2 separate regions of the Homo sapiens genome follow, and region 1 is linked to region 2. A link is a loop called in an ENCODE intact Hi-C map of the cell type or tissue named here. Cell type or tissue: tibial artery. All regions are shown on one strand.

Evidence for each region. Peaks named below come from ENCODE experiments on the same cell type or tissue, not always from the same donor. Only the 100,000 strongest peaks of a DNase experiment are listed, where the experiment ranks them.
Region 1: it touches region 2 in a loop (8-fold over the local background); 7 of 110 quality-filtered maps call a loop at or near these places.

What each region holds. Positions count from the first base shown.
Region 1 is chr1:66,247,089-66,251,088 of GRCh38, reverse strand. PDE4B (phosphodiesterase 4B) reads right to left here. Exons shown (of 17, transcript NM_002600.4): 4 at 3,435-3,629. Among named protein-coding and RNA genes, the nearest start is that of PDE4B-AS1, 200 kb to the right of the region's middle. In tibial artery, a CTCF peak has its summit at 1,927; no DNase peak of the experiment used is centred here; H3K27ac peaks cover 1,812 bases.
Region 2 is chr1:66,295,753-66,299,752 of GRCh38, reverse strand. All of the region lies in intron 7 of PDE4B (phosphodiesterase 4B), which reads right to left. Among named protein-coding and RNA genes, the nearest start is that of SGIP1, 240 kb to the left of the region's middle. In tibial artery, no CTCF peak of the experiment used is centred here; no DNase peak of the experiment used is centred here.

The sequences.
Region 1 (4,000 bases), 49 kb after region 2:
GGTGTAAGTCTAACTCAAGTCTTAGAAACCACACTGCACTTTTTGCTAGTCCATCAATAAACAGGTTTTAAATTTAAGTGGATTATTATTTCTGCTTTTCCTCTTGGTTCTTAGGTCTCATTTCCCTTGAAAATGAGTAGGCTCTCTCTAGAGACTACTTAGTCCACACGTAAATGGTGGCTTTCAAAAGCTTCTTGTCTGTGTAAGGCTTTGCAAAATGGGATGACCAAATGAAAAAAAACATGGAGTTTCCTTTCCTGTGGCTTTGCAGGTGGATAATCAAAACTCCATTCTGTCCATGGTGGTTCCTGCCACAGTTTTCAGCAGTAAAACTGGCCTTACTAGTTTCCAGTACTTTATGTTCCCATGAGGCAATCTGTACCTCAGTATACGAAGGCATTACGTTTGGGATGACTACAACACAGGAACTGAACAGAAACCAGCAAACTATTGCCACATCTAGGAAAGCATCTGAAATTGCCTTTTGGGACCCAATGGTGATCTTGCTTTACTTCACTATAAAGCCTTATTCTGATCCTCTCCTTTGTTGCTCAAAGTTAAAGCTACTTTTAATTTTTCTTGTTCACATTTTTACTCTTAATATCTTTTCACTCACTCTCCCCTGACTATAATTTTCTGTTACTCTTCTGAAAAAATTCAGATGAGAAAAATTTAAAAGCTAGTGTTTCCTTTATTACTAGGATTTAATGCAGTAGAATTATGCAAAGTTTTCCACCATTCATAAAAAATTCATGACAGCTCTGTGCTGGGTATGAGGTCTGTGAGCAGGGAACATCCGGCAGCCCCCACCCAGTGGCCTTCACATCTAGACTCTTGGTCTATTAGCACCCTTCTTGCTTCCTGGATCTATGGGTAGAAGGCAAAAAAAGGGGCGGGAAGTGTGGGGAGCTGCTGTTCCTCTGTTTCGATTCATCTTAAAGAGTTAATAATCATATGAAATAGCTTTAAGAGCATTACTTTAGTTCAGATTCAGATATTTATGTGAAACTGGATTTGCCAACTTAAAACTAAATTACTAGAAGAAGCTTAATATTATTCAAACTCTACTTCTCAGCGTGTTGTGAAATATAATTCCAAAACTGACAAATATATAAAAGTTTTTTTCTGTGGTACTGAAATATTTGGAAAACAAAATCTTGTGCTATTTTCATTCACACAAAGATTTTAATATATCCTGTTATCAGTATTTTTGATAGGGTGGTATTATGTTGCCAACCTTGTTTTCTTGGGAAAGGCTGCTTTTTATTATGAAATTGTGCCCATACTACTTTTTATCTAAGTCCTTATCTTTAAAAAGTGAGAATGATATTAAATAATTTACATATATAATTTTTACTTGCCTAAATTTAAAGTTGGAAAATTTAGGTTCTAAAGTTACTGGGGGCAGGGGGTGGGGCGGGTGGTGGGGAATTTTACTGGCCAGTAAAATTGAAAGGACAGTAAACTACCAGTAACAGGGATGCTGGATGCGGTGTCATTTAGAACTACACCTCTTTTTTGACTGCCGTAGATTCAGTTGGATTGTGATCTTTAAGGTCTCTTCAAATTTAACATTTCTACAACCTTTTGATTCCAAATAATGAAACACAAGATTTAATCTGGAAGTGCAGTAGAGTTTTCTGGGGCGACTCTGAATGACCTTGAGATTCTTCCTGCCGTTTGGCTTGAGTCTGGAGAGCTCTTAGCCAGGGAATTAGTTTTTGGGGAATGACAAGATTTCAAAGCTAATCTTGCACCTGTAAAATACTATGTGAATTAAGCTCTAATTACTTTGAGCTCACCACATGACCTACGGTCTTCCATGATGAAGCCTAGAAAGGTGTTTATCTTGGTGAAGGAAAGAATTCCCAATATCTTTGCATTCAAAGACCCCCATTCAAACTTTTGTCAGAAATGCCTTGGGTTCTACAAGATCTACAGCAAAGTTGCTGGCTACCTACCTCTCCTGCAGCCTTGGACACCTCTACTCTGCAGTCATTTGTTTTCTACCTAGTGGTAGAGATGCCACTTTGCAATTTGAAGAACATGGATGGAAAGATTCCAAAAGTTTTTAATATGGTCAGGCTTAGCCACATCATGGGACACAGCATGATACACAGTCATGGGATAGGGGCAAGTTTCTCAATCTCTCAGAGTCCCAGTTTCATCATCTATGGAGTGGGGATAATAAAGACACCTACCTGACAGATTAACAGAGATAACATAAGAACATGAGCTCGGCTCCATGGGAAGTGCTCATTAAATGTTATTTCCTTTCACTCTGTTATGTTTGTATGTGTGTGTTCCTCTTATCTTTCTTATTTAGCTGTAACCTCCCTGACAGCATGCACATTTTTTGAGAATGAGATATGCTTTTAACTCATCTGTGATTTTTACACTGTTTTGTTTGTCTTTTATCACCAGAGATTGACACAATGTGTGGCACAAAGGAGAGAATCAGTAAATTTTGCCAAATGACTGAAAAATGAATTTGGGCCCACACAATGATTGAGATATTTTAGGGCAGGGGTGCGTCTATTAAAATGTGCTGGCAGAAATGCCTCAAGGAATATTTTTTTGCTGGTAGCTTCAAAATTCCCCCTTTCACCAGAGGGTGAAATTTTTGACTTCCCTTCCAATAGCAGAAGAGAACAGAGTGGAATTTTCCAAACTGGAGACCTTAGGGAGCTACTGATACTTTTATGACATATAATATAAAAACAATTGTATCTGTGCCCAGAAACCTTTTAAGGCATGAATTCCAGAATCCAATTTTATTTGGTTTTGGAAATTTAATAAATGGGTGACACAACCTAGATCTTGTTCTTTAAATAAAATTTAGAGATTTACAATTAATAGCGGCAAAACAAAAATATCAGCAGTGCTTTACAGGGCGGTGGAGTGTGTTGTGTCTCACCAAGGAGCCAGGCAACAAGTGGGCATTGTGTTAAAGTTTCAGAGAAGGGACACAGGCATGTGTCTGAATGACATCTTATTAAAGTCACCAAGCAAAGGCTACTGAGACAGCATGCATATAACCAATCACCATTTTTCCTCTTTGCTGGAGCCTCATGAAAACTGCACACACAGCTGAAATTTCAAGTGTGATGTATAAAAAGTGTTAAGGTTCTCATGCCATAAATGACTCAACAGTTCAGGAAATGAAGCAAAATAATTTTTTTAAGGTATCAGTAAAAGATGTAAAGTAAACACTGTGTCTAGGTTTTCCAAAACCCTTGGAGACCCCAGCTACATATTCCGCATGCTATAGAGCATTAATGTCCTTAAAATGGTCATCACGTCACCCCTGCTCATATTCATTTTCTTCCTTCATCCTTACCATAGATTAATGGGGAATTGTTGTTGCTGCCACTGTGACCTGGGTAGAGATGAGGTAAATGTGAAACTGGAAGCCAGACAGAGCTTGTACTTACTGCTCGCTTGGAAGAGAAGAGTTTCTCGACATCGCCTTTGGTGACAAGTCATAGTCGCTGTCTGATCTGTAGAGAAATGACTCTCTGCGCTGGCTGTGCCCAGGAAAGGTGGCGTGAAGTACCAGCCCAGCGGAAGAGCTGGCCTGGGGATCCAGTGGACTCCGACCTGGGGAAGGGCCATTTTCCACATCAAAGCTTAAAGAGAAAGTGGGAAACTCTGGTCACATGATAACCATGGAGGAGGACACATAGTATACACTGAGAACCAACGTGTGGCAGGTACTATACACTAAGCATTTTACATAAAACTGTATGTACTATGGAAAGTTTTCATCCTCAACACAGCTTAGAGTTGCAGTCATTATTATTTTCATGTTATGTATAGGAAACTGAGTCGCACTGAAGTTCAGTTATTTACCCATGCCCACCATTAGCAAATAATGGAGCCAGAATTTGAACCCAGGAGCAAACTCCATGGCCTTTCAGTGACATGAGTAACTTGGACAAATTCGGCGTTGGTGCCAGGCATACAACAACTTGGTGATAATAAGCAACTTTAGAGGGGG
Region 2 (4,000 bases):
TGGCCATTATCAGAAAGATAAAAAATAACAAAAGCCAGCAAGGATGTGGAGGAAAGCAAACTCTTATAAACTGTTGATGGGAAAGTAAGTTAGCACAGCTATTATGGAAAACGGTATGGAGGTTTTGCAACAAAGCTTAAATAGAATTACCATATTACAGTGATCCCACTACTGGGTATTTATCCAAGGGAAAATAAATCAATGTATTGGAGAGATATCTGCACCCCACGTTTATTGCAGCACTATTGACAATAGCCAAGATATGGAATTAGCCTAAATGTCCATCAGCAAATGAATGGATAAAGGAAATATGGCATATAATAATGGAATGCTATTCACTCATGAAAAGGAATGAAATTCTGTCATTTGCAGCAACATGGATGAGCTTGGAGGACATTAAGTAAAATAAGTCAGGTACAGAAAGACAAATACTGCAAGTTTCACTAATATCTGGAGGCTAAAAAACATTGAGCTCATAATAGAGAGTAGAATTATGGTTATTAGAAGCTAGGAAGATTAGTGGGAAGAGGAAGACAGAGAGTTTGGGTAAGGAATACAAAATTAGAGCTAGATAGGAAGAATAAGTTGTAGTTTTCTATTGCACTATGGGGTAAATATAGTTAATAACAATTTATTGTATACGTTCAAAGCTAGAAGAGAGGATTTTGAATGTTCCCAACACAAAGAAATGATAAATGTTTAAGGTGATGAATATGCTAATTACTCTGATTTGATCATTATGCAGTGTATACATATATAAAAATATCACTCTGTATCCCACAAATATATACAACTATTTGGTGTCAACTAAACTTTTTCCTTTTTTTAAAAAGGAAAAAAAGGTACCACAGAATGACTACTATGAGCACAGTACTTTCTACTTCACTAAATGTTTTCAGATCCATGTGAAAGACATTTCAGGTTACAGTGATGAGCTCAGAGGAACCTTTCAGGGTAGAAGGCTGAGTAGATGAAATCTCAAGTTCCACTGTATGGAACCTCTCCACAATTTTTCAGGGAATGTTTGTACAAGTGGAAAACTAAAAAAGATGTCAAGTGCAACACATACCTGACTTGCCACATAATGGGTTTAACAGGAGCATTCTGAGAGTAGGTGGCTAGTGGAAAGAACACAAGCTTTGAAGTCTTGGACTCAAGCCCAGGCCCTGCCCCATAAAAGTTGTGTGATCTTGCAAAGCAACTGTACTTACTTTTTTAAATGGACAGCAGTTAACTTATCTTTAAAACGAATGCAATAAAATCCCCCATAGGTTCAACTTAAAGATGTAAAAGACCCATGAAGTATCTGGCACATAGTAGGGGTTCCAGAAATGACAACCCTTCTCTTTTCCAGACAGCTTGGCCCTTCTGTGGTCTACTAGGTCCCCATCACTGAAGCAACTAAGTAAGGCCTATTAGGTAGTCAGGCAAGCTTCCTTTTCTCCCATTTCCACTTACCAAAATGTTTTCTCTTTCACCACTGGATATGCTCCTCCTCCTATTTTCAAAATTTCAATGAAGAGCCCCAGACAGCATAATATGACTATAGTGACTTTGGAGTAATCTTCAACTTGAGAACAAGAGTCAGCATGAGAACAAAAGTATATTGTTCTATTGATGAACTTTGTAAGTTATTAAATTAGCACAGTGCTATAGGATTTGCCACTCTCTTTTATATCATCTTAGTATGTATCTCAAGAGTTTATGATAAGGAGTGCACTTTGAAATGGTACCTACATTCATACAAATGATTAAAACAGCTTTGGGCAGACTTTTACATATAATAGGATAAGTAATAGGACAACCTTGTTCACCAACCTAGTCATATGTAAGGTAAGCAACCATAATGGACTAATGAATGAATAATGGACTAATAAATTGGATCATTTAACTTTACTACCTACACCATGATGAATTACACCATTCTAATGATTACTCCTAATCATTAGACCAGGCCCTCTGGTGCTTTGAATGTGTCCCCCAAAGCACATGTGTTGGAAACTTAATCCCCAATCAATAGTGTTGAGAGGTAGCACCTTTAAGGGGCAGAGTCCTTATGAATGGAGTAACATTATTATCATAGAAGTGGGTTAATTATCTGAGGAGTGAGCTGCAATGAATAATATATAATGAATAATATAATAAAAAGGACTTTTTGGATAAATGCATGAGAAAGTAAAAGCAAGGTAAAACCGCTCTCTTGAGGATCTCTTTTCATTCTTACTGTTTCAATATGCCATAGAAATAAAGCAATGCCATCCTTTTATTTGGCCTGGCTTCTTTAAGAGTTTGGGAATTACTTTTTAAAGTTTGTGGGTTTTTTGTAGAAATATAGTACGTAGGGATGTCTGCATGCTGATGAAATTCAAAAAAGCCTAAAACAATACCTTCGTTGTAGCACAATAAGTTACTTATAAAAGTACTGAACATGGGAAAGACCCAAGTGAAAACCTGAAATACAAACATCTATTCATGAAATGGGAAACAGTAAAGGGTCTTAGGTAATAATGGATTTTCTATCCTTATGGACCTTACACAAGATATCTGTCGAGGAAGCAAGTGAAACAGTTCCAAGAACACTTAGAAATGCAATCATTTTCCCCCGAGACTCTGAATCTGAATCTGTGTGAGTCTAATATTCAGCAAATGGTGATATGGCTAAGAGATGTATGAAAAGAGACACGAAGAGTCAAATGCCGATGGGCGATGACTCAAAAACAGAACTGTAGAACTTCCACAGAATCAAACAGCCTTGGAATGATTAAACTTAATTTCTAGCCTGAAAACAACTTCTTTCGAAAGGCAACTGTTTCTACATGCATCTTGTGTCACTGAATTTGAGGCTCTGGAAGGGTCACCTCACAGGTGGGTCCCTAACTTCTGACTAAAGAAGGGATACAGAATTATTATGCACATCATACATACTCCAAAAAATTTCGTGTAAGAGTTGGTGAAAAATTCACATGAATAAGAGCTGCTATGAATTATTGATGGTCTATTATGTACAAAATATTCATTGATTCAACAAATATGCGCCAGCCTCTCTTCTAAGTTCATGACAATGAACTGAAGTGACAAAAATCCTGACCTCATGGAGCTCATATGCCATTATTTAATAACACTCACACAATCCTAACCACAGCCACAGAAGGTTATTATTCCTATTTTGCAAATGAGGAACCTGAGATTTAAAAGAATTAAGTAACATGCCTAAGGTCACAAAGCTAGTAACTGATGAGCCAGAAGTCAAATCCAGTTCTGTGCAGCTCCTCAGTCTGACTTCATAGCTACTTTGCTACATTATCTCCTATTGGCAACAGAAAAAGAATTGCAATGAGGGTCAGCACATCAACTAAAAGAAGCTGAGCATTCTCCATAAAAGTATGCTTTCTTGTTTATCGTAAACAGACTACAGTTTACCAAGAAGTCAGCCCACTCCCTATCACGTGCCTACCAGTATGTAGGTCTCATTCATCCAGAATTTATTAATCAGGTATGTGCCAAGCATTAGGCCAGGTCCTGTGGATATCAAATAAGACATAGTTTTTGCCACCAATAAGTCTAGTGGGAAAGAAAAACATATAAATGGGTCATCATAACACAGCATGATAAGGCTGAGATAAAGATAAGCCCCGGATGCTCAGGAGAGTGCAGAAAACAAACAGCCCTAATAAGAGACGTTGACCTCTGAATTGGGTCTAAACCAGCGGGCATTAGCCTGATGAACAAAGGGGAATTGGAGTGGGAAAGTACTCAAGTGCACTGAGCAGAGAGGGCGACACGTGAAGGAAGTGAAAGACAGTATGGTGTTCGAGAAGTTGCAAGTATTTTAGTGTGAAGGATGGAGTGCCAGAGAGATGTTCCTGAAAATTGGCTATATTGTGCTGTATTTTAACAATGTGTGTGTTTAGAGGGTGCTGCAGAGAGGACAGAAACTGGAAAGTTGTACATAGAAATCTACTACTGAGCTGTGAAATATTTTTAATAGGTCTTTGCCAGC